Linked DNA regions of Mus musculus: region 2 is linked to region 1. Evidence: chromatin loops called from intact Hi-C (ENCODE). Cell type or tissue: left cerebral cortex. All regions are shown on one strand. Each heading gives the region's core, and the rest is flanking DNA. Links, peaks and the distances in the headings are about the cores only.

The links. Hi-C counts contacts between places; a loop is a spot of excess contacts. Peaks named below come from ENCODE experiments on the same cell type or tissue, not always from the same donor. Only the 100,000 strongest peaks of a DNase experiment are listed, where the experiment ranks them.
Region 2: a loop joins it to region 1, with 4 times the contacts of the local background. A loop is called at or near these places in 3 of 42 quality-filtered maps.

The regions. Positions count from the first base shown.
Region 1 is chr6:128,599,304-128,614,504 of GRCm38, forward strand. Klrb1a (killer cell lectin-like receptor subfamily B member 1A) reads right to left here. Exons shown (of 6, transcript NM_010737.3): 6 at 9,924-10,548. The coding sequence ends at 10,395. Among named protein-coding and RNA genes, the nearest start is that of Klrb1a, 16 kb to the right of the region's middle. In left cerebral cortex, for the core only: a CTCF peak has its summit at 5,343 (motif pointing right); a DNase peak (open chromatin) is centred at 5,392.
Region 2 is chr6:128,795,720-128,810,920 of GRCm38, forward strand. Gm34755 (a long non-coding RNA gene) reads left to right here and starts at 2,990. Exons shown (of 4, transcript XR_378057.3): 1 at 2,990-4,176; 2 at 4,835-5,315; 3 at 8,792-9,126; 4 at 9,830-10,112. In left cerebral cortex, for the core only: a CTCF peak has its summit at 7,642 (motif pointing left); DNase peaks (open chromatin) are centred at 6,388 and 7,516; H3K4me3 peaks cover 1,060 bases; H3K27ac peaks cover 696 bases.

The DNA.
Region 1 (15,201 bases), core at 4,143-6,642:
TTCTCCTTTCTTAGGAAGCCTGTACATTTGGAGCCGATGTGTAAGACAACATTGTTGAACAAGATGCCCAAACGGGAGAATTCCTTCCCTCACCGTGACTGCTTTTATTCTCCCTGGCAGCACTTACAATTTTTCATCCACATTGCTTCTGATATTTGTCTCTTCTACTTAAATAGCAGAAAACAAAACCTGTCTTTCTTCGGCTTTCTGTTTCAAAGCACGGGACAATTGCGCAGTATGTATTTTTACACGGATGGCTACTTATATTAATATTATGAAGGAACTGATCCAATATGAATTATTCAACTACTAGCTATTAGCTAAGTTTATTTCTCAAATAACCACTTTAGTTCTTCCGTAAAAATAGCCTTTAGATTAATTTTAATTTTATTTTTTATGTGTGCCAATGCTTTGCCTATGAACCACATGCATGCAGTTCCCTTGTAGGTCAGAAGAGGGCGTCAGATCCCCTGGGATTGGAGTTACACATTAGGATTCTCTAAAGTAACAGCATTTATAATGAATCTTTTTCTAATATGATAAGGGGATTTATTGGTATGACTTACAGGCTGCAATCCAGCTAATCAAACAATGGCTGGCCGTGAATGAAAAGTCCAAGAATCCAGTAGTTGTTCAGTCCGCAAAGCTGGGTGTCTCAGCTGATCTTCAGTAGATGCTGGAATCTCAAGTATGTAGGTGCTGGCTCTCATGCCAGTGAAGGAATGGACATGCTAGCAAGGTGAGGGCAAACAGGCAAAGAGCAAAAGCTTCCTTCTTCTCTCTCCTTATATAGATGCCCAGCCAAAGGTGTGGCCCAGATTAAAGGTGTGCCTTCTCACTTCAAGGTCTGGTTTAATGGCGTGTGTCTTCCCACACCATAGGTCCAGACTAGAAGTGGACTCACCTACTTCAAACCAAGCAAGAAATCTCTCATAGGTGTGTTTTGCATTTTCTGAATTGTGGTTCATTTTAAGTAGACAACTAAGAATCACCGTCACACAGGGGGTTCTGAGCTGATACATGGATGCTGGGAATTGAGCCCAGGTCCTCTGGAGGAAAGGTCAAGAGTCAGGAATTAATCTTCTGTTCTTGATCGTGGTGCTGTGTTAATGACTCATTTATTAAGAGTCTTACTTTATTCGAATTGTGCATAAAATGAAGATACCCTTTAAAATACTATATAGCAAAGTCAACTAATCGATCGAATAGATTGGTCTGAAGTATTGTGAAGAGAGGAAACCTACAGATACGGGTTTTTCCAGATGTGTTGTCACGTACCTGAAATCTCAGTATTGAGGAGATGGGGGAAGAAGGGCTAGAAGTTCAAGGTCATTTTTAGCTTCCTAGTGAGTTTGAGGCAGTACTGTTCTACATGAGCCTCTGTATGAGTAATAAATAAGTAGACAAAACCAAAACCTACCATCTCAGGCTGCAGGCAGCAGTCTAGGAAACACTCTTTCAGTACACTCAATACATTTGTTTGTTTGTTTGTTTAAAAAAATCGAGTTTGAGGTATTTGGGTATTATTATCATATAGTGTTTGCCTAACCAGAGCCAGTCAGAGTCTGGTGGGATAGTAAATCAACAGCCACAGATGTATTTATCTTAAAAAAAAAAACACATAAAATCAGGGTTTATAAACTTCAGGAAAAAGCAGATTTCCAGAAATTTCTCAAATGTTTTTGATGCATGATCAAATATAGCTTTAGCTAGAAGTCTAAACGTAATTTTACCCTGAGTTTTTTTTTGGGGGGAGGGAGGGAGGGAGGGAGGGAGGGAGGGAGAGAGAGAGAGAGAGAGAGAGAGAGAGAAGCTTTTTAGCAGAGCCCACAATGACTTAGTTCATCCGCCTTTGTTCTTCCTTTGTTCATTTCAGATTAAATTTAAAAATATGTAGTATGAAATGTATACTGGCTGGTTTTGTGTGTCAACTTGACACAAGCTGGAGTTATCACAGAGAAATGAACTTCAGGTGAGGAAATACCTCCATGAGATCCTCAATTAGTGATCAAGGGATCAGGCCCATTGTGGGTGGTGCCATCCCTAGGCTGGTAGTCCTGGGTTCTATAAGAGAGCAAACTGAGCAACCCAGGGGAAGCAAGCCAGTAAGTAACATCCCTCCATGGCCTCTGCATCAGCTCCTGCTTCCTGACCTGTTTGAGTTCCAGTCCTGACTTCCTTTAATGATGAACAGCAATGTGGAAGTGTAAGCTGAATAAACCCTTTCCTCCCCACCTTGCTTCTTAGTCATGATGTTTGTGCAGGAAGAGAAACCCTGACTAAGACAAGATGTGTTCCAAGGACGGACAAAATGCTCAAAGAATGCAGGAGTGTGAATGTTGCCAGTGCACACTGATTTTCAAATGTTCTTTATGCTGAAGTTACAGAATCATCTTGTGTTATGTTGTTATCCACATACTCTAACTGGAGTGAGGCTCTGCAGCTGTATGATTGGCTTAATAATCATTCCCATCAAAGGGAATGACACATTAAACACGACTTGCTAAACTTATTCATGATACTCAATACTGTCTCTTGCTCATTCAAAACAATGAAGGACGAATCCTGAGTGACTATACATCCTAAGTGTTCAAGTGCATAAAATGAGACACTTGGTCCAAAAGATAACTCTGTCTAATGTTAGACATTTTTACACAATTGGCAAACCATCTTGTCATTTTACTAGTACATTCCACAAGTTAGCTCAGAAGAAAATAATTGTATCTGGTGATATTTAGGGATATTTCATTTATTTTCCTTTTCTTTGAGTGTGTTCATTCATGCATACAATGTATTGTGATTCTAGTCAACCCTCCATCACTCTCCGTTATGCTTTCTTCCTCTGAACTTCATCTACTGCCTAACTAATTCCCTCCCATGGAGTTTGTGAGGGTTGTTTGCAAGAGCAACGGGCAACTTGCCAGTAGCTATAGTGCTGAAGGAAATGATGCTCGCTCTGCAGGAAACCATTAACTCTCACAAAGTGGTGGACCTTGGGGCAGCTCCCCATCCATAGTGGATGTTGAAGGTATCTTGTACAGGTATCCTTGGCTGCTGTTTGCTTATGATCAGTACATCCCTGTCATAACAGGAGGCAGTTTACCATAATCCTCCTCACCCTCTAGTTCCTACGTTCCGCCTTTTCTTCTCTGATGCTGCCTGTGCCCTGGGCGACTTACTGCCTTTGCGGGTTGGAGATGAGGTGGCACGTAATCAATGACTCAGACTCTGGGGGCAGGTGAAAAATGCAAGCAAGCTCATCTGAATACTGCTGCAAGTTCCTTCAAAACCCTCCACCGGCACCCTATTGGTCCCCCATAAAGCATCTCTTCTAAACGTCAGTTCCCAATTGGCTGGCATTGTCCGTGCAAGCAATCCTTGATCTCTCAGGCAGTCCTCAATTAGGTCCCCCTGCAGGAGATGCTTTAGCTGCTGTGCAGCCCCTGGAGTTTACATAGAGCTGCCCTCCCCCCTCCCCCTGTTCCTGCTACACTCTGATGTCCCATTTATGGCTGAGCATGCAACTGTCACTTACCCTCAATACTTCAGCCAGATAATAAGTCTCTGCATGAATCATTGCCTGCTGCAAAAAGGAGATTCTCTGGCCAAGGCTGAAAGGTGCCCTGGTCTATGAGTACAATAGAAAGCAGTTTGACAGCATATCCAATTACCATTTGATAAAGCCTGCAGAATCACGCATGTACGCCATCCTGTGTAGAGGCCTCAAACCCAATTGCAGAGCAGTTGGTTACCCCTAAACACTCATGACATTATTGTCTCAGTGGCAATTGCCTTGCCCGGCAGGTCAGTAATGTATCATGCTGGGCCTACAGCTGGGTATGACCACTGATGAGTCCCCTTTTCGGCAGAAGCCTGTGTAGTATCTTCAGACACAATGTATGGTTGCCAGAAAGGAAGGAGCTTCTAGCTTTGTTCCAGGTTGATGTCTCTGTATCCTGCAACCAAGATACAGAGATATCTTGTATCAGAGATACCAAGAGATGGCACTGTGCTCTTAATTCTAAAACCTGTGATCTGGGAGCAGCACTCTCCACTCATGCAGGGTACCTCCATTTTAAGCTGTTTACTAATGTATATTTTTAAGTAGCTCATAAAATAGTAGATTTTCACATGACTTGTTCACAAAAGGTTCACTTCTAGGATTTTAGACGGTATTCTTCAGGAGTGACAGCTGTATTAAAAGATTCTCATGCCTTACCTTTCTTCACACGTCACTACCTATTACTGTTGCCTACAGAGTGCTTGACTCTGCTTGAGAAAAGCTCCCAGTGTTTAACCTTTATTAGACAGTTATTGGCCTTTACACAGGTCACTTGTACATCCCTTCAAATACTACTAATTTCATTCTATTTGTTAACAGTTTAGGTTTGAAAACAAAACATGGACTAAGGCTGGGCGTGGTTGGCACACGCCATTAATCCCAGCACTTGGGAGGCAGAGGCAGGCGGATTTCTGAGTTCGAGGCCAGCCTGGTCTACAAAGTGAATTCCAGGACAGCCAGGGCTATACAGAGAAACCCTGTCTCGAAAAAACAAACAAACAAAAAACAACAAACAAACAAATAACCATGGATTAAATGATATCCTCCTCTATGTCACCAGACTGAAAGGGAGAGGTCACCCTCTGTACACATTTCCCGTGGAAAATGTCAAAGAACTTGGAAGTCAAATTTTTAACACTGGAACTGAAATAAGGATAAAATGTTCGGTCACACACACCCAGAACGCTGGTCCTGGACTCTTCAATGGATGCCAGTGGGAGAGAAAAGGATGGATTGCTCTTTATTAAAAGAGACCAAAGTGTCTACAACCAATGGTAAACGCTAAACTGGGGCTGAACTCTGGATTGAGAAGGGAGGATCTAAAATATATTAATGATAGTTTAGCAAAATTTAGAAAATTCAGATATAGGACCGATCTTAGAATGTTAGGTTGTATTTATTTATTTTGGCTTTTCGAGACAGGGTTTCTCTGTATAGCCCTGGCTGTCTTGAAACTCACTTTGTAGACCAGGCTGGCCTCGAACTCAGAAATCTGCCTGCCTCTGCCTCCCAAGTGCTGGGATTAATGGTGTGCGCCACCACTGCCCGGCTAGGTTTTTATTTTATTTTATTTTTTTATTTCTTAGTTTTTTCCTGCAACTATCAAGTCATTCAGAAAAGAGGAGTCAAGAGAGGGATGAGGTACATTTGAAATAAAAAACAATAATGATGATTGGTCCTGGGTTGAGAGATATCAGTGTACACAGAGCATTCCCCATCCTTTAGGTAAATGTGAAAAGTCCCCCTAAGTGCTATACTTTCAACGTTGCAGTTGTATATTATGGACACAAGGTGGCGATAGACTCACTTTTGAAATTCTGTGAATGCAGAAGCAAATGCTTTCTAATGTAACTAACATCTACCCTGGTTTGCCTGATCTAGGAAGGGAACCAAGCGAAGTTGCCCCAGAAGGCAGTGCGCCACGAGAAAGTCCTCAAATGACCAGTTAATTTGCAGTTCATCTGGAAGTCTAAGAAGCAACAGTTGGTAGCTTTGGAGAGATCTGGGTTCAAGTTCCAGCTCTCCTGCTGATTAATTTTGTGACTTCACCAAGACACAAGCTTTGAGAGGAGAAAATGAAGGAACTGGTTTTGAAGATTTGGGGTTGCTTTTCTTCTGGTTGGAAGAATTACCATTTCCCTTTTGGTTACAGAGTGAGAGCAAGAGCGAGTTAAATCAAAATATTCAAAATTTGTACTGGGTGGCTGGGTGGTGGTGGTGCACACCTTTAATCCCAGCGCTTGAGAGGCAAAGGCAGGCAGATTTCTGTGAGTAAGAGGCCAGCCTGGTCTACAGAGAAAATTCCAGGACAGCCAGGACTAACACACAGAAACCCTACTTCAAAAAGTAAAAAAAAATTTTTTAGACATATATGCAGTTATAGATACTATGAAATTTTTTTGTGCAGTGTCGCTATTTGCAGAACAGAAGTTGCTTCTAAAGAAAAGAGCTTTGGATTGGTGAGAACTAAGTTACCATTGGCCAGGAGTATAAAGTTCCCCTGTGCTATTGCACAGTTAGAGTAACTATAGATCAAATGATAAAGTACTTAAAAGGGGGAGGGAAGCGAAAAGAACGATTTAATGCTTTCATCATAAGAAATGATAAAGGTTCAAGAAGTTAGCTTTGTGTACCCAGTTTCAGACATTATCCAATGTGTATATACACATAGTATATGTATACACATAGTATAGTATATATGTAAACATAGTACCTGAGAAATACATACACTTTTGTGTCTTTTGTAAAGATTTGGTATGTGTGTGTGTGTATGTATGTGTAAGTGTGTATGAGTGTGTGTGTGTGTGTGAGTGTGTGTGTGTGTGTGTGTGTGTGTGTGTGTGTGTGTATGTGTGAGTGTGTGTGTAGTGCTCACAGAGGCCAGGAGAGCATGTCAGACCCACTGGAAGTAGCATTACAGGAAACTGAGAGACTCTGCATGGATGCTGACATCCAAATTTAGAATTCAATGAAACTATCAAATGCCTGGAAGCCAGCTGTTTGGGGCCAAGTATGTCTCCTGCTTCTGAGTCTCCTGCCTTGGTCAGCAATGACAGCTCCTACCATGGAGGCTGGATAAATTAACAGATTAAGAATAAAGAGACCACAATGGTGGGGGAGAAGTTAACTGGCAAGATTGAAATGTTGCCTATTTTCTTGTTGGAAGAGGAAATAGACTGGCCCTCTGAGGAAAATTACACTGTGCACTATGCCACAATCGCCTCGCTCAGGGCTCCTTCTGGGAGTCTGCTGCCTTATGCTACCCTTTCAAAGTTGCAGCTGTGAATTTAGCATTCAGAAACTTAGAAAACACCCGGACCTTCTTCTTTAGTCCTGACTGAACCTGCTATTGTTATTTTTCTAAGTGGCCATGCTGTCAAAGGGCCTCCTAAATATGTATGTTTATACCCCTAGACCTGGGCTGCTCTCGGCCTTGGTCAGAGAGGCTTCTTTGTGCAGTGAACAGCCCTCGACAGAGAGATGCACAACTGACCAAGATGCTGTGGATAAGGGACTGGGTTCCAGCCCTAAATAGGACACCTGTATCAGCCCCCACTCCAGAGGCCCGGAGAACACTGCGGATGAGGAGGTAGGAAGAATCTGAGAGCCTGCAGTGGGAGGAGTGCTGTCTTCCAGCTATGGCATAGCCATTGCGTTCACGGGCTCCCGGCAGCTGGGGTTGTTTACACAAGACCAGCCAAAACCCAGCACGGTAGGGAGATGATCCCCACCCCTTACAGAGGAGCTAGTGACAGCGGACAGATGTCCAGGGAGAGAGAATCATTCTTTTTCTGTGTGTGTGAATGTGGCCATTGGTAGGTTTCTCGGGCTTCAGAAATGCTTATTTTAAAGTGACTTTGAACTGCCTTCCCTGAAGACGAGACAGCAGGTTCTTGGGCCTGGGGTGCTCTTTTGACTTGATTTACCTAAGAGAATGTGAAGGGGGCGAGTTCTGAGTTGGCGTCTATCCAGGGACCCCATAAACAACCCGACTTAGACCTGGAGACCCATGAGTGTGTCAGTCACATGGTCCCTGAGCTGAGCTCAACCAGTATCAGTCAGGACTCAGACAATCGGTCAGGGTTCCATAGATGTGTGGGTCTGCTGAGACTCGACGAGCAAAAACACCCAACTAATCTCATCTTAAGAACAAAGCCACTGGATGCTGAGATGACTGTCATGCAGCAAAAGTTAAGGGATGTAAGCATCATTGGACAGCTGCGTTTGTATTTAATGCCATCACTATTTTATAGTTCAAATAACTTTGTTAACTACATTTGCAATGATCTTGAATCATTTGCTACGGACTCCTTTGCCCTGATTATAATAACTACACGTTTTGGAGGTTTTTGTTTGTTTGTTTTTAATACTCATTTGGGCTCTTTTTGTCTGTGTTTAACTGGTACTGCTACAGATCCTAACTTAGGAAAACATAACTAGTTCAAGGCAGCCTGGTTATGTGCTAACCAGGCGATGAGAAGTGTAAACAAACCCACATTTATCATCTGTCCCCGTCAGCACTGTCCTGTGTGTGATAACACACTGTGGCTGATGGAATGCCCACAAATGTTTAGATGTGGTGTTGAATAGTTTTGTGTCAAGTTGACAGAGGCTAAAATCATTTGAGAGGAGAGACCCTCAATTAAGAAATTCCATCAGATCTGGCTGTAGGGCATTTTCTTAACTAGTGATTGCTGAGGGGAGGGCCCAGCCATTGTGGGTGGTACTATGCCTGGCCTGGAGGTCCTGGGTTTTATAAGAAAGCAGACTGAGCAACCCATGAGAAGCAAGCCAGTAAGCAGCATTCCTCCATAGCCTCTGTATCAGCTTCTACCTCCAGGTTCCTGCTGTTTGAGTTCCTGTCCTGTCTTCCTTCGATGTGATACATAGTGATATGGAAGTGTAAGCCAAATAAACCCCTTCTTCCCCAATTTGCTTGTTGTCTGTTGTTGCAGCAATAGAAACCCTTACTAAGACAGTTGTTATGGGTTATCTGCCTTCCAATTCGATATGCTAGGAATTTAGGAGGAAGTACAAAGGACACATGCACAGCACGCTCTGATTCCCTAGTGTCCCCAGGTGTATGAGAAAGGACCCTGACGGGGCCTGTTGGGGGTACTCAAACTTGGGCTCCAGCTCTATCAGTGGGTTACCCCCCAAATACTGACCATTTATGTAAATGAAGCATGCTGGCAATGGCAAGGCAGGATGGGGTGTTTCCCGCTTCATGGTCCCTCTTTCAACGAGTAGCAAAGTGTCTGGGAAAGCTTATCTAGCTTGAGGCTAGGGTATAGACTGGAATGCACTCTAAAGAGAACATGTAGCCATGGGAGTGAGTACGGTAGGGCCCTGATGGCTGTTTGGGCTTCCCTTTAAGAGGTTTGGTTACTAGGAGCTTAGTTTGGGAGGTTCTCTATTTTGGCTGACAAGCTTAGGTTACCCAAATCCTTCTCATAACGCATGGCTCATTTGTGCTAGGCATAAGATGGTAAATAGGAGGTTGGCTTAACAGGTTCGCTTTGGGACACAGTTTGCCTTATTGAGCATGGACTCCAAACTAGTTTATACCCAGATACATTAATAACACAGTTGATTAGAAACTGTCAATGTTTGATGGCCCTTAGGGGATGAAAGACTTCTTCCATGGTTTAAGGTAGGCTTAAGTGCAGCTCTATGGATCTGGTGGTCTTAGGGTGTATGCTGGTTTGGGGGTATGTGTGGTGGTCTTGGGGTGCTAACAGATAGCTGACTCATTCTCTAGAGAGGAGGTGTGTGCCTAGCATGTACAGGAAAGGAACCTAGGCTGCCAAGGGCATTCCCAAAGGAGACAGGTGTGCACAACTCAAATGAAGTAGAATCCCAAGTCGCTAAGTTATTCCCTGTGCTTGCCTGCCTAGGTTGCAGACATGTTCATTCCAACTAACTGTCAAGAGCAATGCTGTTGTTGCTTCTGACTAACTCACTATGTGGCCCAATTTCTTAGTTACTTTTCTGTTGTTATGATAAAACACAACGACCGAGGTGACCTGTGGAAGAAAGAGGTTAATTTGGCTTTTTGTTCCAGAGGGTCAGAGTACATAATGGCAGGAGGAAGGCAGAAGGTATGGCATCTGGAGCAGAGAGCCAAGAGCTCACATCTTTGGACCAAAAGTGTGAAGCAGAGCAAACTACAAGTCCGTGAGGCTTTTACTCCCAAAGGCTTCCTCCAGCGACCTTCCTCCAGCAAGGCTGCACTCCCTAAACCTTACCAAACAGTGCCACCACCTGGGAACCAATCCACCAAAGCCAGGCTGGCCTTGAACTCTTGCTTCTCCTGGCTCAGCCTCCCAATGCTGTTAACATGGACATGAGGCACCAGTCCCTGTATTAAGAGAATTTTAATGATTTTGGTAAATGGTTTTCTTATGACTGTTTTGTAGATGAGCTCAGACACAGACTGTGGGTGGGGGGGGTCACAGACTCCAGGATTAGAATCCAGGGCACCTCAGGTGCCAGGGCTTCTTTTTGTAGAACCCCTCACGTAGAATGGCACATCAACATCTCTATCTCCTTTACAGAATAGAGAAACTACACATGGGCATCTGTAAGAGTCCCAGTGTTTTCAGAGTCCATGTGCTGTGCCACTAACTGTACTGAGAGGCAGACAGCAGAGACAGGTTAGGTGCAGAGATCTGGTGTGGATGGTAAAGTAATTGAGATGGGATTCACACTCTAACACATCATGTGAAAAGCTTCATGTTGTAGCACTTCAGTTTTGTTTAATATACAGGGTCAAGCTGTAGACATGGCTCAGTGATTGAGAGCACTGGCTGCTCTTGGACAGGATCTGAGTTCAGTGTCCATAACCCACATAGTTGCTCAGGGTTTCATGGTATAGTTCCTTTTGGCAGATCCAACGGTTGTCTGAATTACAGCTCTCAAAAGTCACTTTGTCTCCTGAGATAGCAGCACAGCTGTCATTTTCAGTGTCACCAGTGATTTTTAATCTGAGAAGGAAGAGAATATCCGCCCTTAGTGTTTAGGATTCTCTATAATTATCCTGTCTGTCATTGGTTTCCTTTGGACTTTAAAGGGGAGAGGAGAATGCACAGTTATTGAGTATAGTAAACACAAACATCCTGTTGTGAACATTGAAGGCAGAGTGGATAGAAACCTCTAAAACTGCTGTTTAGTCATTGGCAAAGAAAGATCCTTCCAGAAAGAATCTTGTACAAAAAGGAGAAGGCTCAGAAAGGCATAATTAGTCTCCCATTCTACTGCATCGATTCACACTCTAACACATCATGTGAAAAGCTTCATGTTGTAGCACTTCAGTTTTGTTTAATATACAGGGTCAAGCTGTAGACATGGCTCAGTGATTGAGAGCACTGGCTGCTCTTGGACAGGATCTGAGTTCAGTGTCCATAACCCACATAGTTGCTCACAGTGTCTGGAACTCTAGTTCCAAGGGATCTGATACACCTCTTCTCGCTTCCATGGACAACAGTACATGCATATACATAAAACAGAATGAATAAATCTCTAAGATTAGATTAATAGTAGAGAAGCATAATACAAACATATAAGTATGTGGTTTAACTAGCTAATATTTAGGGAAGTATTAAGATAACCATGAATGCATGACAACAGTTACATACAGTAGGTGCACAATGAATGTATTCAATATACAGAGTGAGCTCACAGGGTCTAGATCACAGAACTGGATGCAGAGAGGGAAACAGGCTCAGCTCAAGTGATATATAGTCACAATTCTTTTCATGCTCTTTCCTTAGGTTGACAAATATTTAATTAACATAAGTTTCAGCTGTGCATGGTTCCCATCGATCCATGCTGGTGGGAACACGATTAGAATTCAAGCTCTGATGCAGACTGTCTCAGGGTTGATTGTAAGGGAGAGATGAGTTCTAAACGCACTGATGGATCTTAAAAGAAGGTGGCATGTGATAGTGGGCAGGGCGCCCTCACAAGTGTCCTTCCTTTGTTTAGTTCCTTGTGGAGCCCTTGACCATGAGAGACAATCTGAGGTCATCCTGGTGGTCCGCCTGCTAGTCCAGCCATGATTCCCCCTCTTTTATCTCTTCTGCCCTTCAGGATTTTTCTTCAGCTCTCAGGATAATTTCCTTTGTGCTGATCTGTTTAAGTCAATGACTTCTTTTCAAAATTCCTTTGAGGCTTCCCAGGTCTTCTACCAGACTGCTGGGGAGTTCTCTAACATTCCTTATTAATTCTCTAAACAATCCTGTCTGAGAAACTGTTTCTCCCCTTTCCTTACCTGAAAGCCAGGGACAGAGAGTTAAAACAAGAGTGGACTTGCTTGACTGAAACTCTTCCGACTGAGCCTGGCAGCCTCCAGACTTACCAACTGATTCTGTCTAATCATAGTGTCATTTTGTCCTCAGAGTAAAGTGACAGATTTGCTGAGTTTACTCTGTACACTTCACTACTCTATTGTACGCCAACTTGATATGTTTAACAATTTCTATACTTCATACATTGTCATTACACGTGAAGTAAACCTACATGTGTTTCAGCATTTTACTTCCAATCTCATGTATTCTGAGTAACAAGGAATACATTTCCCATATCGATTTGTGTGATTTGCTTAAGTGTATCCGAGCAAGATTATTAAGCCAGTCTTCCATACCACTCCTGAAAACCCTGCTGAAAGCACTGTATAGAAATTTGAATCCTATATGCTTTGCTTATGAAATGAGTGAATCATCTGCTCTTGCTATCCAATCACAAACACTGCTAAAATGTATATCTTAACTCTGAATTTAAGCTTTCTCATTGCATTCACGGTTACCATGACAACTCACACAGGAGGAAAATGAAGCCCCTTGAACTGTGAATCAAGATGATTTTCCTCTCTTGCTTATCTGTGAGATTTTGTTACAGCAATGAAAACTGATTAATGCCTGTTTCCATCACAGCCCCTACTTGTTTCTTTCATAACTCTGGTTAAACTGTAATGCAACCTGTGACTTTGTGGTCATTTCTCTCAGCTGTCAATACTCCAAACTAACTTCTGCTTCTTCTCCTTCCACACTCACTCCTCCTCTGCTGGTTGACTGAGAAACAGACCTCATGATGCCATATGGATCATTTGAACCACAGCATGTACAGTGAGTGCCATTTAAGAAATTCTTTGAGGGGGCTGGAAAGATGGATGGCTCAGTGGTTAAGAGCACTGACTGCTCCTCCAAAGGTCCTGAGTTCAATTCCCAGCAACCACATGGTGGCTCACAATCTTCTGTAATGGGAGCCGATGACCTCTTTTGGTGTGTCTGAAGACAGCTACAGTGTATTCATATATAAAGTAAATAAATAAATCTTTGAAAGAAAAAAAAAGAAATTATTTGAAACACATATATAGTGTAAGGGAGGAAACAGAAAAAAGTTCTATATGCCTAGAGCAGGTAGGAATTTTTAAAATGCATATTCAGGGATTACCCAAGGGGACCCCATCTGCTCAGATGTGGAGAGCTGTGAACAATCGCCATTACAAGATGGCTCTGGCTTCCTCAGTGCCTAACTAGTAAACAAGCAATGTGCGCAGGTGCTGGAGTAAATTCGTGCCAAGTCACTGCCCATCCCGGGGTGTAATAGTGGGGTGATGGGTGAGCAGCTAATCAGGAGCTGACACGTCACACAGAGGGGTATTTAAGCAGCTCCATTTTCCGGGTTCGGGGTCTTCCTGAGAAGTAAGCAATAAAGCTTTGCCATAGAAGGATCTGGTTGTCCGAGTGTGTTTTGCTGGTGAAACGTTACAAGGACAAAGTGGCGCTGATAACCTGGGAACTATATCATCACCAGGCGCTGAAAGGAGACCCCCCGTTTCACAGGGCAGATTCAGAACTATGGGACAATACAGCTCTGCAAGGTATGGCCTTGAACTTTCTCTAGCATTAGAAGCCTTTCTGTTTCTTTTCACAGGGCTCGTTCTTTTCTTTAGATTGCGTACAGTTTCCACAGGAGGAATTGCTAACTAGTGTTCAGTCGAGGTCAGGCAAGGTTAGAAAAAAGGCAAGAAGATAGCATGGGGGCCTCCCACTCTGTGGTGACCGCCTGAGGCAGTGTGGCTTGAAAGTCTCCACCAAGGCACTAGAAGGCTTTGTAAAAGAGATAGATCACATAGCACCGTGGTTTGCGTGCTCAGGGTCCTTAACTATCCCCTCTTGCGAGAAACTCAGGGGAGATTGAGTTGGGGAGCAGGAGAACGGCAAACTTAAAGCAGGAATCATGCTGTTGTGAAAGCTGATAAGATCGTGCTTAAAGGACTAGGAATGTCAACAAGTAGTTAAGGCAGGACAGAAAATTCTGGGTGAAATTCAAGAAAGCCTATCAGAGGCAGAGCAGGGAGATAGAGTAGGAGCTAAAAGGGAAACATGGTGCACCAATCAAGCATACAGGCCTTTCCACGGGTCTTGAACCCAAGGAAAAGATAATGTTGGGAAAGAATGCCCGGGGAGAGTTTAGAAAAGGAGAAAACAGAAAAACAAAAGATAATATAAAATATAAAGATACAAAAGATAATATAAATTATAAAGATACAAAGGATAATATAAATTAAGTCAATTTACCCTTCTCTCGAGGACTTTGACTAAAGAGGCAGCCTTCATAAAAGGCTTAAAGATAGCTCTCAGGGTCACTGTGCCTCCTCTCTTCTCTGGCAGTATTCCCAGAAGAAGGAGATAAGGAAGTAGAGTCTGAACATGAGAGAGAGAAAATAAGTTTTAGAAAAGCAGTTATCCCCTGTTTGGGATCTTTTAGCAAAAAAGAGAAAAAATGAAAATAAGGTATTTCAGAGCGCTCCTGGGAACAGAAGGAAAACGGGAGACGTCCCATTTCCTCTCTGGCTTCTATGGAGATATTCTTAGCTCTGGTTAGAATATCTGTGTCCCTTTGAGACACTAAGTTCTATTCCCTGTCTGTCTATTGTCTTTTTTTGGTGCACTAAAACAAATTGTCCATATATCTGTCAATTCATGTTTGTTTTTGTTATGTTGTTTGAATGATTATTGTTCTGTGTTTCATGTTGAAAAATATAAATGGTTAAAACTATATGCTGGCTGTCCATCCTTTAACTTGTTTATAAGTTAGCCGCACTGTGACTGGGAGCCAAGTACAGCTGGAAAAGCCTTGCTGAGGGCCGATTGCAAACGGAGCTCTTAAAGGGGCAGACAGCCTTTCGCTTGTAACGGAAAGTTGGCTTGAGGTTGGGAACTCAGGGTTAGAGTCTTTCTAGACAACATGAACGAACACAAGAGGACAGGTCTTTAGGGATACTTCAATATGGGGATAGTCTTTGGGCCGGGACTCTGGCAGAGTGTTCAGATTGAGAAAAGTTTACATTTGGGTTGAGGCAGAGCTTAGAGGGAAGCAGCCTCAGCTTGGCTTGTGTCACACTTCTTAGAGCCTTATTACAGACCTAACCAGATGTTGTTCTAAATAAAATTTAAATTCAAAGTTTATAAAAGGTCAATTAGGCTGTGAAATTTATCTATACATTGCGATTTGACTTGCCTACTTTATGTAAAGTTATAGTGTACAGAGTTTGCTTACATACATGTTTTTACACTTATACATAAGTGTCTTTTCCTTGTTCCAAACAGCCATTAATTTGGTTATTGCAGAAT
Region 2 (15,201 bases), core at 6,176-8,675, 200 kb after region 1:
TCCTGCTGGTGTCTCTGAACTCTGGCCATTACAGATCCAAAGACATTTCCTATTTCAAGGAGAACAGGAACTGTCCACCTTTGGAGCCTCTGCTTCTAAATCTGCTTGATCCGGTTGTTTCTCCTGTCCTAGGCAGCTTAAGCATCCAGACCTGTCTCAGCTCTTCCTTACTTTAAGCTGAGGCTCCTTGTTGTGTATATTTGTGTGTATACATACATACACATATATATGTGTGTGTGTGTGTGTGTGTGTGTGTGTGTGTGTGTGTATACTGAATATATATGTATACATATATAAGTACTGAATATATATGTATACATATATAAGTACTGAATATATATATATAATAATTCATTCATTTGTTGCACACTTCCATGAAGTTTGAGAACATATATAATCATAGAGTCTCCATCACAATCAAGGTATAAACCCAGACTCCACCCCAGGACCCCATGCCCTTCTGTAGACACTCCTTCCCTGTGTAGCCCAGCCCATGGCACCCTTCTCTTTCTGCTCTTACACACTTGCTTTTTAAGAACACCATGGGCTGGATCCCTGCAGTAGCAATGCATCTGAGAGCCACGCACAGTGCACTCCACAGCTGTGTGTCACACACCAACACAGCTGGATACAGCAGGAGATTCCAGGGCAGGAGAGATGTGAGGCGTGAGCTGGGATTACACAGGATGCATCTCACACCCTAAAAGAAAGACAGTGTTGCAAACAGGCCAGGAAAAACTAACAGGAAACTGGTGGGTAAAGTGTGAGCAGAATGAGAACAGGATGCTGGCCGTTAGAATTTCCCAGCAGAAAACCGCTGCTCTGTGGTCAGATTCTCTAAATAAAATAGTGCAAGGGGGTGGGGTTTTTGTGTTGTTTTTGTTTTGGGTGGTGATGATGGTGATGGTGGGGTGTGTGTGTGGGGGGGGGGGTCACACGTGCCATGGCCCACATTTAGAGGTGAGAGGACAACTATATGTATCTGGTTCTCTCCTTCCACTTTTGTGTAGGTTCCGGGGAGTGAACTCAGGTCGCCAGGCTTGAAGCTTTCCTCACAGGGCCATTTTGCTAGCCCAAGGGAAACTGTTTGGGCAGAAAGGTGCTTTAAGGGAAACTTAAGATGACCAGCGGGTTGTAGTTTAGGGACCTCTGTGGGCAGAAAGCTGCAGACATTTAGCCAGCAGAAGTAATGGGCAGGTGCAGGCATGAAGACCCCGTTTTCCCTTTTCACTCATTTTCCCCAGTGCTGTGTAAAGTTGGTTTACTTTGTCATGAGCTCAGGGATATTTGAGTTTTTGTAAAATATAAGGGTTAATTCATAAAGTCGTTGTAAACACAGACAGCTTTTTATGTGAACATGGGAATTTCCCTCAGAGGGAAAACACAGGGCATGAAGTAATTGAAGTATCAGTTTTAAAAATGCTCAACTATTTTCCCCCTAGTTTGGTAGCATTAAGAATATTCAATGCATTTACTATGTATGTGTTATTTTATCCCACATTTTGGCTCATTTCTATTATTTATTTAGATATTCATTTATTTATTTATTTTTGAGATAGGGTTTCTATATACAGCCCTGGCTGTCCTAGATCAGGCTGGTCTCGAACTCAGAAAACTGCCTGCCTCTGCCTCCCAAGTGCTGGGATTAAAGGCGTGTGTCACCACTGCTTGGTTCATTTCTATTTTTAAAGATCGTTGTGTATGTGTGTATTTTATGCGGTATGTGTGAGCACGATGTGTACTGTAGACAGTTCTCAGGTAGAAAAATGCCTAAAGACAGGTCCAACAGGCCCTGACAAGAACTAGCGGGGTCATAAGAGAAGAGGTGGTGCTGGAGTCGGTGGGAATTGCTGGTCTTCCCAGAGAAAACACCAGTGTGCTGTTAGGTTTGTCAGTTTGAACCAAGTTGGGAAGAGAGAACCCCGGCCGAGACTTTGCATCCATCAGATTGTCAACTCTATGGGGGCATTTTCGTGACTGGTGATAGATGTGAAACAGTCCATCCTTCTGTGGGCTGTGCCACCCTTTGGCGGGTAGTCCTGGGGTGTAGACAGGCAAATATGAGCAGGACATGAGGAACATGAGGAACAAGCCAGGAAGCAGTGTTTTTCTGAGTCTTCTTCAGCTCTTGTCCCAGCTTCCTTTCCTGGTGAGCTATTGACTGTAAATTTGTAGTTATACCCTCGATTATTTTGGACCCTGACGTTTTATCACAACAATTGAAACCTAATTAGGATGAACAGTATCACAGCCCCACACCAGCCCCGCCTTACATGGCTGTTCTGTGAACACGGCTCCCCCTTCTCCATCCTTTGGGCACTGTCTGGAGCCTTTTCTACCCCAGCTTCCTCTCTGAAGTTACTGACCGATTCCAGAGGCAGCAGAGGGGCGTTTTGTTGTAGTTGTTATGGAAAAGGCAAGGAGTCCCTGGGGTCCATTGCAGGACAAGGAAACTAGGAATTCTTTTCCTTGCTCGGCCTTTCTAAAACCCTCACCCACTTGCTAATCCAGAACCTTTATTACTCTGTCCCCTAAAGGTTTTGATCACGGGCGAGGATAGAGGGTTAGGGGACCACTGTATCTCAGGAGACATCCAAACATTTTACTCCACAGAGCCCAGCCAGGACATGTACTCAGAAAGCCACACCAGGTGAAAGAGGTCATCACACTAAGTGACTAAGAGGGCAGACGCCAGCACGCGCAAATCAAGTGCAGGGTGTGGACCAGCAGAAGTGTGGGGGTGCAGATCTCTATGGCTGGGTGTTCCCTGAGAGCCCACACTGTGAACCCTGAAGTTGATGTCAAAAACACCAGGCAGAAGAGAGATGGTGCAGAGTAGCTAGAGAAGTGTTCTCGGTGTCTCTGAGTGTCTGTGAGCCTTGGGAGAACGTGTAGATTTGAAGCTGGTTTCGATAAAACCAATTGAAATATCTGTTAAAAATCAATTGAAATTGATTACGTTGCTTAAAGGCAACAAAATGATGTCTTAATTGCAATTTAGTGAGGAGAGACGGGATTTATTTAGTTTTTCCTCTTTTTTTTTTTTTTTTTTTTTTTTTTTTTTTTTTAATCGAGACAGGGTTTTTCTGTTTAATTTTGCGCGCTCACTCGGAGTGTGTTTTGTGTGTGTGGTATAAGGCAAAAAAGGTGGCTGGAGAGACAGCCGTGGGTGCTGGGAACCGAACTCTTATATTTTTGGTTGTGAGCCTAGCCTTTAACGGCTGAGCCATCTCTCCAGCCCGCCCAGGAGGCACATTCTTGAGCTCATGTAGCTACCAGGCGTGGCTGAACGTCATTGCTATTGAAACTTTCATCATTCCCCGAATTCCTCTCAAAATCAAATACAAACAAAACCGAACTCTTGGCGGCGACCATTTCTCGCCGGCCGACTACTGATCGCTGCTTCGCCCGAGAACTGAGGACACGGATTGGAAGAAGGGGGTCGTGTCAGGACGGAAGCGTGGCGTGGGGAGAAGACAGGAGGGTCGGGCGTGTGCAGCTCTGCGTGGACAAGAGCGTGTGAGCTGCACTGGTGCCTATGCGCCCGGAGGACGCGAAGGATGCGATCTGGGTGCGTGGGCGTGAGGGTCTGTGAGGAAACTGGATCTCGGAATGGTGTCAGTTCTAGAGATGTGTTTGGGGGTGGCGTGTGGCCGTGAATTTGTTTTCGTGTTGTACTTAGAAAAAAAGTGAGTGTTTTCCAGGAGAAAACTGGGAATTAAAGAAAAAAAAAGTGTGTAGACCAGGCTGTCCTCGAACTCCAGATCCTTCTGCCTCTGCCTCCTTCAGCAAATCCTACCGGCCTGCGCCACCAGGACCGGCAGGCGTTGCTGCTGCAACGATTCTACTTAGCTATGTATTCTATGACGTCACCGCTTTCTCCAACGAGGAGATTGTAGGGTACAACGCCCAGCAGGCCTTCGCCCCAAACCGCACCGTCAACCTGGCTCATGCGGTTCTCTGCCGGTCTCACGCACACTTCCCGCCTAACGTCAGCCACCCCTCACTCTAGGGAACCGCAACCTCACGAGCCCCGCCCGAAGCCTCTTTTCGCCCCGCGCCCCCTGCCGGTCACCCCAGCAAACACACTCCCGCACCTTCAGGCGTGCATTCCTCTGAATTCTCTGTATTCCTCCTTGGCTTGCGCCCTCTTGCAGTGCCCAGGGCTTTTTCTAGGTAAGCAGACACAATGGTCCAGGTAAAGAGACTGCAGAATTAGATCTCTAGTGTGCTGGTGAGGGCAGGGGAGTGTGATAAGGTCTCAGGGTGTCTGCCGGTGACTCTGTGGCTCTGACTGTGAGCTCCGATGTTTCTTTCATTCATTTCCTTCCATATCGGAGCAGTTTGTTTGTTTGTTTCGAGGATGAATTGGAAACTTTCAAGCTTCTTTAAATGCCTAATATGATAAAGCACATCTGTGTGAGTGTTTGTGAGGACGTGTCCAGTGAATATTATTAGACTTTGAGGGGGTTAAAGGAATGAATGGATAAATCCCTGGGCGGATTCAACATACGATGGCATTTTAAGAGCAGATCACAGGTAAGAGATTGTGACCTGGTAGTTAACAGACCAGAGCACCATTGCACCCCGGGCCTTCTCTGTATATCCCATTTATTATATTTAATACGAGAGGCTTCTCTTTCCTCTATACCTTCAATTCATAATTTGTGCTTCATGGTGTCCCCAAATTATTGCATGCTTATTTTTAAATTATTTAAAAAATATTTAACAATTATTATTTAATTTAATAACAACATTTACTATTTAATAATATTTGATAATAGTAATAATTTTAAAATTACATTTTATTTCTTTCTTTGTTTGAATGTTCCAGCTGCTCTACTGTGCCTTCACGTCCTGACATTCTATCTTCTACTTGCTCCATTCTCCTAAGGAAGGTTTTTCATTGAGTCTTCTCAATGTGCGCTAGGATCACAAGAGAGCCACTGCGATGAAAATGAGAACGCAGCCACTGGACTGAGTGATGCCCTTGCATGTACAGAAAACTTGCTACATCCCTTCAGCTTGCTAAGCCTTCCCGGAGGCCTTGAAGGAAGGACAAAGAGACCACAGTGCAGTTTGGTCTCTACCAAAATGCCACGGGTGACCTTGCAATACTCCCCAAGGGGTCCTCCCCTTCTTTACATAACAGCCATTTAAACTCAGCCTGTGGGTCTAGAATAGCCTTTAAAACATATGTCACCGGGCAGAGCTGTTCTGGCTAGGTTCTGCTCTGGTCTGGTTCTCTCCACCAAGACTGGAGTCCTCACACAGTAAAAGCTGCTGCTGCCTGAAGGCGCCCCTTGTCCAGAACTGTGAGTGTCTCTAACAAGTGGAATAATCAGGTTTCCAATTTTATCTCCATTTCATCCTGCGTTTCCTTCAGTGTTTATACGTCTTTACTGAGTGCACCTCTGAAACCCCCTTCACATCTTTGCTTCTGTTTATCATTTTTCTTTTAAATCCTATGTCCTGTGATTCATTGAGGCAATTCTCACTGTAGAACATTTCCACATCACGGCCACATACTGTTTGGTTCTTTGTTTTAGTTTGCCCTCTATTGCTGTGATAAAGTCCGAGGACAAAAGCAGCTTGTGGAGGAAAGGGTTAATCAGCTTCCAGTCACTGCCTTTTATGAACAAACACCCCAATAAGCAGACCTCAAGGCAGGAACCTGGAGGCAGGAATGGAAGCAGGGGCCACAGAGGAGTGCTGCTAACTGGCTTGTTTCCCATGGCTAGCTCCGTTTGCTTTTTCTTATAGCCCAGCACCACCTGGTTGGTTATATGACTAGAGTCAAGACAAGCTAGGAAGGACCATGCCCTACTGCTTCAGCATCCTGCCCTTCAATATTCACACAGTGAGGACCTCATGTTCAAACAGACATTTCCAACATTGAACAGGATGTTGTCACCCACAAAGTTCACTCTTGAGACTCACATGATTGAGTTAAAACAAACAAACAAACAAACAAACAAACAACACACACACACACACACACACACACACACACACACACCTCATCACATTTTAAGTAAGCTTTCAATTTTGAAGAGAGTTGCATTCCTAACTGTCTTGGTAGACTTTGTGGCTCATGGGATGTGCATGCAGGGTTCTAAGTAAGTAATCATATGCTCATGTTGATGACAACAGGACCCAACCGACCATAGGGTAGAAACAACAGATGTGGTTGCTTGCTGTCTGGAAGAATTACACAGCAACTGCTGTGTGCTTCAGGACCGCACATTCTTCAGCCTTAAGAAGAAGGAGTCATTTAGTATCAGCCTCCCATATGCCACCTGCACTATGTGAGGAAGACATTGAGAGTCTAGAGCCAGCCTCATCCCTATGTTCTAGCTCCGCAAGCACAGAGGACGCTTGGGTCCTGACGACTGCAAGCATCAGACATTAGCAAGGACAGTAGGAGTCCCATCACTAGCAGAGAACACAAAACTCCCCCCAGGAGGTCAACCTAGAGGCCTGTGGAGCCTTGGTCAGTAAGCATACAAGCACAGTGGCGCCATGACAGGAAGGCTTGCCCCGGTGCGTGGGAACCCTGGCCCTACTACAGGAGTCTGGGGATGTGAGAGATCACCAAGGGGCCGTGAATAGTGAGGGGCAGCTCATCTCAGGAGCCTTTGAAGGATGAATGAGGATGAGAACGCCTGTGTCCTGGTGACACAGAGAGGTGTTCATGAAGTAGTGACAGTTATCAAAGAGAGGAGGAGGAGGAGGAAGAGGAGGAGGAGGAGGAGGAGGAGGAGGAGGAGGAGGAGGATGGGGAAAGACTATGGGTCACCAGCAAAGGCAGCTGGTGGAGACAGAAAGTGTACCAGGCACAGTGAAGAGGAAAAGAGGTCACGATGCTAGGAGAATAGGGCAGACAGGAGAGGACAAATCTGTGTATCACATGCAGGGTGTGGAGCAGAGACTGGGAATGCGGATCTCTGTGCTGGCTGTTCCCTGTGAGGCCAGACAATGAGCCCTGAAGTTGATGTCTAGAGGCAGAGCCCTTGAGCGTGTAGAAGTAGAGAAATGTAACTTAAGGGTTGTGCTGGCTGAGCAGGGGTATTGTGAGGGAAAGGGAGCCCGTCGGGGGAGAGAGGAGTGTGGAGTGAGGGCGTGCATAGGTATATGTGTGCCTGTGTGTCTGTAAGAACTGGTATGAGCTGGGTGCCGGTTTCCGAGCTTGAAGAGGGTGACCCGAGGCTGCGATGAGGTTTCTTGGGTGTTGGAATTTTAGTGGGCATGGGTACTTTATTTCATTCGGTAGCTGGTCTTTTCTTGGCGAGAAAAAAAAATGTGTAGACCAGGCTGTCCTCGAACTCCAGATCCTCCTGCCTCTGCCTCCTTCAGCAAATCCTACCGGCCTGCACCACCAGTACCGGCAGTTACAGCGGCCGTTTCGAACATACTTAGCTATGATCTATCATGGCGTCACTAGCCCCGCCCATGAAGGAGGAGTCCGGAACCTTAGTTGCAGTCCTAAGCCCTGCCTTCAGGCAACCCAAACCATAGCATTAAACAGGCCTCGCGAACACTCCCGAACTCATGACCACCACCCCTTTCTCTAAGGAATCATTGCCTCAAAAGCCCTGAAGGCGCTTCTCGCTTCTGCGCCCCCTGCCGGTCTTCCCGGGAAGCGCACTCCCTCACCCTCAGGCAATTCCTGAGCCTAGCAGCAGCAGCTATGCTTTCAGACTTAACTGAGACCATTGTAAAACATCTTCAAGATCCATGCAGCCTCTTTTGCTTATTCCCGCGTCTCTGGACAGTACTTTGATGTCACAACCAAGAAGTCACCACATACAATGACATTAGTATTTTCCTCTATGTTTTGCTATCGAAATTTTAGAATGTTAGAGTTTTGTTTATCTCTTTAACTCATTCTGATTTATTTTTGTACATGGTAGGACCTAAACCTGTCATCCATTTTTTCCATCATTCGCTCAATAGACTGTTGTTGTCGTCGTCCCCCTTGACCCTGCCTCCCTTGGTTTGGTTTTGGTATCCATGTGAAGACCATGTGATCATTACGTGAACATTTAATATTCTTTGTTCTCTATTCTTCACTTTGCTCTATTTTTCCTCTATGTCAGTATCTAATACTTATTTCATTATTATAGGTTACTAGTGTGTTTTCAAATAAGCCCACCTACATCCTCCAGCTTTGTATATATTCGAAGTGTTTTGAACGATTCAACTCCCATGCAGTTCTAGAAGGCATTATTAGTGTTTGATAGGGAATGCTTTGAACCTGTAGATCACTGTTAGTCTGACCATCTCAACAATATTCCTCATTCAACTCATTAACCCAAGACGCCATTTATTAGTGTTTGCTTTAACTTCATGCAGCAATGTTTTCTGACTTTCATTATGTGAAACATTCCCATTTATAATTTGGTTTATTCCTAAATTATTCAGTCTGTTTCCCGGTATTGTTAGTGGAATTATTTAAGCTTTCCCCTAGCATTGCTCATTGTTAGTGATGTACACTGGTGACTGTAATGATTTAAACAAGAAATGTCCTTCACAGTCTTGAGCATTTGAACACTGGCTTTAGGAGGTGTGGCCTTGCTGGAAGAATATGTCACATGTCACTGGGGACAGGCTTTGAGACTGTAAGGTCCCACCTTACTTCCAGTTGTCTCTCTCTGTTTCCTGCTTGTGCTTCAAATTTGAGCTCTTAGCACCCTGTTCCAGCCATCATGCCTGCTTGCTGGCTCTTCCCTGCTATTAGAGATTCTAATCTTTTGGAAGTATAAGCCAAAATTAACTCTTTCTTTTATAGATTGCCTTGGACGTGATCCCAGCATCAGAAAAGTAAATGATATAGTGGCCAATTTCTGCATTGGACAGAAATCGAGGATGTGGACCTATTTAGAAATAGTTCTTTGGGAAGAATCCAGTCTGCGTTGCCAGGAAATCAGCAGTCCAGTTCACTCACGTCAGCAGTGGCAGCTCAATCCACTCACAAACACCACTCACAGATCTGCAATGACAGCGCAATCCAGAAAAAACTGCAAGGTTCTGAGCAAAGAGGGGCAAGGTGAACCAACACCAGACAGCACTGTCAGCGAAGACCAGCAACGGCCAAGCCCAACATGTCCAGCAAAGAGTGGCAAGGTGAACTAATACCTTGTAATACCTTGTCCTTGTAATACCACTCAGTGTTGCCCACTGTCTGTTGGGTTGTATTTATGCCCTTCCCAAATACCATGTGTTCTCTCAAGTGTCTGCTCTAGCAAAACATCGCATGTCCCTTTCCCAGACAGCTTCCAAAAAAATACCACATGTCTGTTCTCAACAAAACATCCTCCGATGCGTCTTCTTCAGCTTAAACATCCTGTCATAAGACCGTTTCTGGAAAAACATCACATGACATAACTGAGTCTCCAAAGAAGCCAGAAATCTCCTTTACATATAAACATAATTTTAAAGAGCATGTCCTCTGCTAACAGACATGATTTGATGTCTTCTCTAATGTCTTTGTATTTTACTTCCTTTGTGTGCCTATGGCCTCCAGATCTATGCTGAGCAGCAGTGTGGTGTGTTTACTGGCCAGCAGGGGTCAGCACTTGCCCTGAGTATTTACACCCCTGTCCCCAATGAGTAAGATTTTAGCCACTGGCTTTTTAAAAATGCTCATCACCATGTTAGTGCTGGGGCTTCTTCCCCTAGTTTGTTGAATGCCTCACCATAAAGGGGCGTCTAACCTTGTCAGTGTTGTTTCTGTGTTCTCTGAGATAATCATGTGACTTTTGTCTTCCCTTTGTTAACACCGTGCCCTGTGATTTTCATGTGCTAAAGTGTCACTTGTATTCCACAGGGTTGAAATCAGCTCTCTTGTCTATCAGAAGGTTTACTAAGCTGAATGAAAGAAATGTGGAGGGCTAACAAGAGGCCATACTCGCAGGGTGTGGACGAGAAGAGACCGGTAGTTCTATAGAAGGTACGAATGCAGTGGTCCTGAGGCCGCGGGTGTACCGCTCTGCACTCTGAGCTCTTCCCATCACAGATATGGCAGTTACTTCCCGTCTGCTGTGCTTGCAGTTGTGGCAAGCATGTGGGTCATGGCTGTTTAGATGCTTATTATAAGCAATTAAAGCATCAGGAGGAAAGTTGTAGAGTCGCCCCGGCTTCGCTCTGGTCCTTACACTGGAGTCAGGGAAGCGGAGGGACTGGATAACTAACGGCAAGGAGCATTTGGTTGAGATATTAATTACAATTATGTAATTGTGTGCTTATGTGCAAGAGTAATTGCATTTTATTTCATAGTGATATAGTTGAAATTATTAAACAGGCTATGAAAATTGAATCTGGAAACATGACCCTCTGCCACACCCACTCCAGTGAAGACTGCATGACAGGCCCTAAAGCTTGGACCCAATCCGGAGACAAAGAGTTTCACAGAAACTCAGTCTCCTGGAACCTTAGCACAAATGCTCCAAACCTGTTACTGTGTTTGTCTGTCAATGGATCTGTGTGCTTTCTTTCAGTATTGTTTTATTATACTTGCCTCCAAGAAATGATTTTTTTTTCCATTTTTTTATTAGATATTTTCTTCATTTACATTTCAAAAGCTATTCTGAAAGTCCCCTATATCCTCCCCCGCCCTGCTCCCCTAACCACCCGCTCCCACTTCTTGGCCCTGAAGTTCCCTTGTATTGGGGCATATAAAGTTCGCAAGACCAAGAGGCCTCTCTTCCCAAAGATGGCCGACTAGGCCATCTTCTGCTACATATGCAGCTAGAGACACGAGCTCTAGGGGTACTGGTTAGTTCATATTGTTGTTCCACCTATAGGGTTGCAGACCCCTTCAGCTCCTTGGGTACTTCAAGAAATGATTTTACAAATACCTTAATCAGGTTGAACTCTACTGCCTGACTTTCATCAATGTCCTAGGCAGTCCTTGAGCTGACCCTGGGTTTGAAATTTCATAAGAATGTTTTTACCTATTCAGACGAAATGCCCCAGGGTTGACAGTTAGGAATCAGGTATTGGCATGGTGGTGCACGCCTTTAATCCCAGCACTTGGGAGGCAGAGGCAGGCGAATTTCTGAGTTCGAGGCCAGCCTGGTCTACAGAGTGAGTTCCAGGACAGCCAGGACTACACAGAGAAACCCTGTCTCGAAAAAAAAAAAAAAAAAAAAAAAAAAAGGAATCAGGTATTTCAGTTTGCTGGATAGGAGCTAGTAATCTCAGGGCTAGTTCGACATAGTATATTAGAATTCTCATCACAGACATGAATGGCAGCCTACATTGCATAATAGTAGAAAGAAGGTGGGTTGTGGGTTAAAGAGGAACTGGAGTATTGTATTATTCCTGAAAGGGTTAGTAGAATGGAACTCCCCTAGTGCATGTTTTTTACTAGGCCCAGAGGAATAGCATAATCAGGTATTTACTAAGGGACCCCTGGTGGTGGGTTTAACAATAGACTAGCATTGTACCTGGGTCCTGTGAATATCTGATTTTAGATAGGGCTGTTCCTATCTCAGTTGTAAACACTGCCTGGCTCCCCCTAGCGTTTTATGTATGCATTTTCTTTGTTTTGTGTAAAGGGCTGTGCAGAGAAACTCTGTCTCGAAACAAACAACAACAAAAACCCAAAATTTAAAAAAGAATTAAGTATAAGAACGGATTCAGTGCTGGGTAATGGCAGTCACATGAAAATATTCACTTCAGCACTGGGACACATGATTGCACTGAGGATGTGTTTATGAGAAGAAGCAGGTTATTTGTAACTGCTTTAGGAAGACTGACCCATCCAGCAGGTCCAGTTATTCGAGGGTCTCGAGGGGACCTTCTCCTAATAACCAAATGGGGGGGGGGTATAGAGAGACAAGGGCCTTGTGCACATAACGACTTGGAACTGTTCTGAATTGCATCAAAGCCCCAAATGTATTAGCCAGGCCCAAGGTTTAAATTCACAAGCAAAAGGGGGAGAGTGCCTTTCAGCAGAAGGAATGGGGCAGAGGAAATGCACCTCAGCAGGAGAGATGGGGCAGCAGAAAAAGAGGAAGTACTTCTCAGCAGGAGGGATGGGGCAGTGGAAATTTTTCTTTTGGCGACTACAAGGGGAAGCAGGAACTTGGCGGTATCAGGGTACATCTTGAGGTCAGGACATCCGGCGCTGACTTTCTCGGAGCAGTGCGTCCGGTGGACCGCTTTTGACCCCCTTTTCTTCTCGGGGGGAGAGGCCCAATTCAGAGATCAGGACAATTGTGTTGTCTTAATAGCTCCCAACAGAAGACATTCTCTGAATTTGTTTTTATGTAAATAGAAATAACTTGTGACTCTGAGGCATCATTAAAGCTAGCCCCAGATGCTGAACGTGGAGCCAAAGGAGCAAGAAAATATTGCTGTTCTGATTATCCGTTGTATTAAAAAGTACTATTTACTACTGAACAAATCCCTCCAAAATGAGTCAGATTGAAAGGTCACTGGCTTTATTGTCCCGTCCAGCAGGGCTTAGTTATTCCATGGGTCAAGGAGGACTGAGGCCTGCAAGAGAAACGGGCAGAGAAAGGGGAGCGAGACCAAGCAAAGAGTTGTCAAGGCTTAGGAAGTCTGATTATAAGCACACAGTGAGAGAAAATAGGGAGGGGTTGAGGGGGCATAATAAAATATAGAGAAAGGGATGGACATCTGGGGTGAATGCTGATTACAGGCTTCTTGTAGCTTATCTTGGAATGTTGGCCCTGAAACAGTCCCGGGCACCAAACGGAGACATGGAGGAGGAGGTGAAGCTGCCTTAATCTAAGCAGTTCTAGGCGCCAAGTGAAGGAGGGAGTGAAGCTGGCAGTCTCAGGCGCAAGGTGGAGGCAATGAAGGAAGGGGTGACATAATTCCCTTCAAAGGGTCAGCGGATCTTCAGGGTGAGAGTTACTGAGGGCCTAGTTTCCCACAGTTTGGTCTCTCACACTTTATGGCTATCTATCATAACACAGGGCCTGCCAAGGCTCCACCAGGTGGCAAATGTGAAATTTCTCCCCAATGCACTTTGCTTTCCAAGTTGCAGCACTGCGTTATGGACCCAAGGTGGCGACAGATTCCCCTTTCAATCTATGAGCTAAGACTCCTGCTGTGAACTCAAAACTTCCTAAGATAATGTCTTGTATTGCTGGGTCTAGAGAAATGTGCAAAGATTCCTCAGAAGGTAGGGAGGAAGCCCTGAGAGGATTCACACAACAGGAGTCAACGTACAAAGTGGCTTTGTGGGGTTGGGCTTAATCTCAGCTGCCTTTAATCCCAGCACTCCTGAAGCAAGACGAGGGGATTTGAGGGCCGTCCTTCAAATTTACACAGGGCTTCAGGACCCTGTCTCAAAAACAAAAACAAAACAAAAACAAAACAAAAAACTACCACCACCACCAACAACAACAACAAAAAAAATAAAAATAAAAACAAAACAAAGCAGAACAAATTGGCATAGTGGAAAGATGACTACATGTAGGGTTGTGATCCCAAGTCTGCTCCACCACAGGGCTGGGCGGTTTGGGGATGCGGGACTTTTGCAGGGAGGAATGTCTGGGAAGGGAATCTTATTGATAATGCCCTCTGTGCATAAAGGTACCTTATTAGCATGGAGATCTGTGCCTTGAGCATACCTGACCAAAGATTGCATCTCTTTTCCTGTTGTCTTGTTCTGAGATATTAGGGATGCCTCATCTACATGTGGAAGGGCATGGGGAATTGGTTACCCTTACATGACTGATGGCGGGCTGTGGCTATATGGCAGAGGGCTGGTCCTGGGAGCAAGCTAAGCTCCTACTTGGCTTTTAATCTCTACTGAGGACCAGGTTCCTCTCACAGTCCACTGCCCAGCTAAAAACTGAAGCAATGATCAGAGAGAGTTCTGGGTCTGAGTCCTGACTCTCTTGATGGTTAATTTTGTAACATTATTGAAACATAAGGCTCTGATGGGCAACTGAGGAAACTAATACTCAACTGTGAGTTTGAAGAGGTCAGCTCAGCACCTTCGGAAAATTCCACCAGACCCCTCCCCTCCTGGAAGAGAGAGGTCATTGAGCACATAGGCACCCCTCCCCTCCTGAAGATAGAGACAGATTACTTTTCTCGGGATGGGCCAACCCTTGGCCACTCCCAGACAAGGGAATCCCTTGCTACCTCATTCCCTAAGGACCAATCAGTTTAAAAGTCATGTTGTTCTGCCAATCACACTGTGTCTAGTTGCTGTTGCTCTAGTCTACCTCTGAAAACTGTATAAAAACTGGCTGAACAGGCTGACTGGGGTAGTTGACTCTCCTTTGGATGCAAGGTGACCCCCCAGCATGCTGGAACAATAAACTCCTCTTACTTTTGCATTGATCACCGGCTCTGGTTCACTGGCATGGGGCAGGGAGGGGTGGGGAGAGAGGAGTCTCTGGTAGCTAAGGCTCATTAGAGTCTTACACATTGTTATCTAGGTGGTTCCATATCTTGGCTGTATGAATAGTCTGCAATATGAAAATAGCCTTCCGATTATCTCTGTAAGGTACTGACTTTAACCCCAATATACTGTTAAAAATGAAACTATTGGGTTCAGGTTTACCTTAAATAATAGATTTTGTTGAGTTACTGTTGATATTAGCAAGAAAAAGACCAGGTCCTGGTCAATGATCACATTTTTCACCATCAAGGCTGGAGGGCTTTTGGAAATTAGTTCAAGTTCATCCCCAAAGCGTTAGTTTTGTTGGGCTTTAGCTTCCGGAGACAAACTCTAGCTATGTAGCCCAGCCTGGGCTTGAACTCTTGAGCCTCCTCCCTCGATGTTGTTATCTCTGGCATGGGTCTCCAGGCCCTGCATCAAAATCATTTTAATAAATAACACTTGGGAAGGAAAGCAGAGACTGTAAATGATGAATTCACTTTGCCTGTGGATAACAGACAGGGAAAAGAGGAAGTGGGCACAGTTTAGGGACTCAGGGGAAGACCATTGGGAAGGCCCTTGCTGCTGCTGGATTATTTAGATTTATTATGAGGACAGTTTCTAACTCATAGGGAGAGGCAGTGCCCTGTCATGCCTGTCCAGCATCAGTTCATTAATTAATTAATTAATGTTGGTTTTTCGAGACAGGATTTCTCTGTGTAGCCCTGGCTGTCCTGGAATTCACTTTGTAGACCAGGCTGGCCTCGAACTCAGAAATCTGCCTGCCTCTGCCTCCTGAGTGCTGGGATTAAAGGCGTGCGCCACTTGTA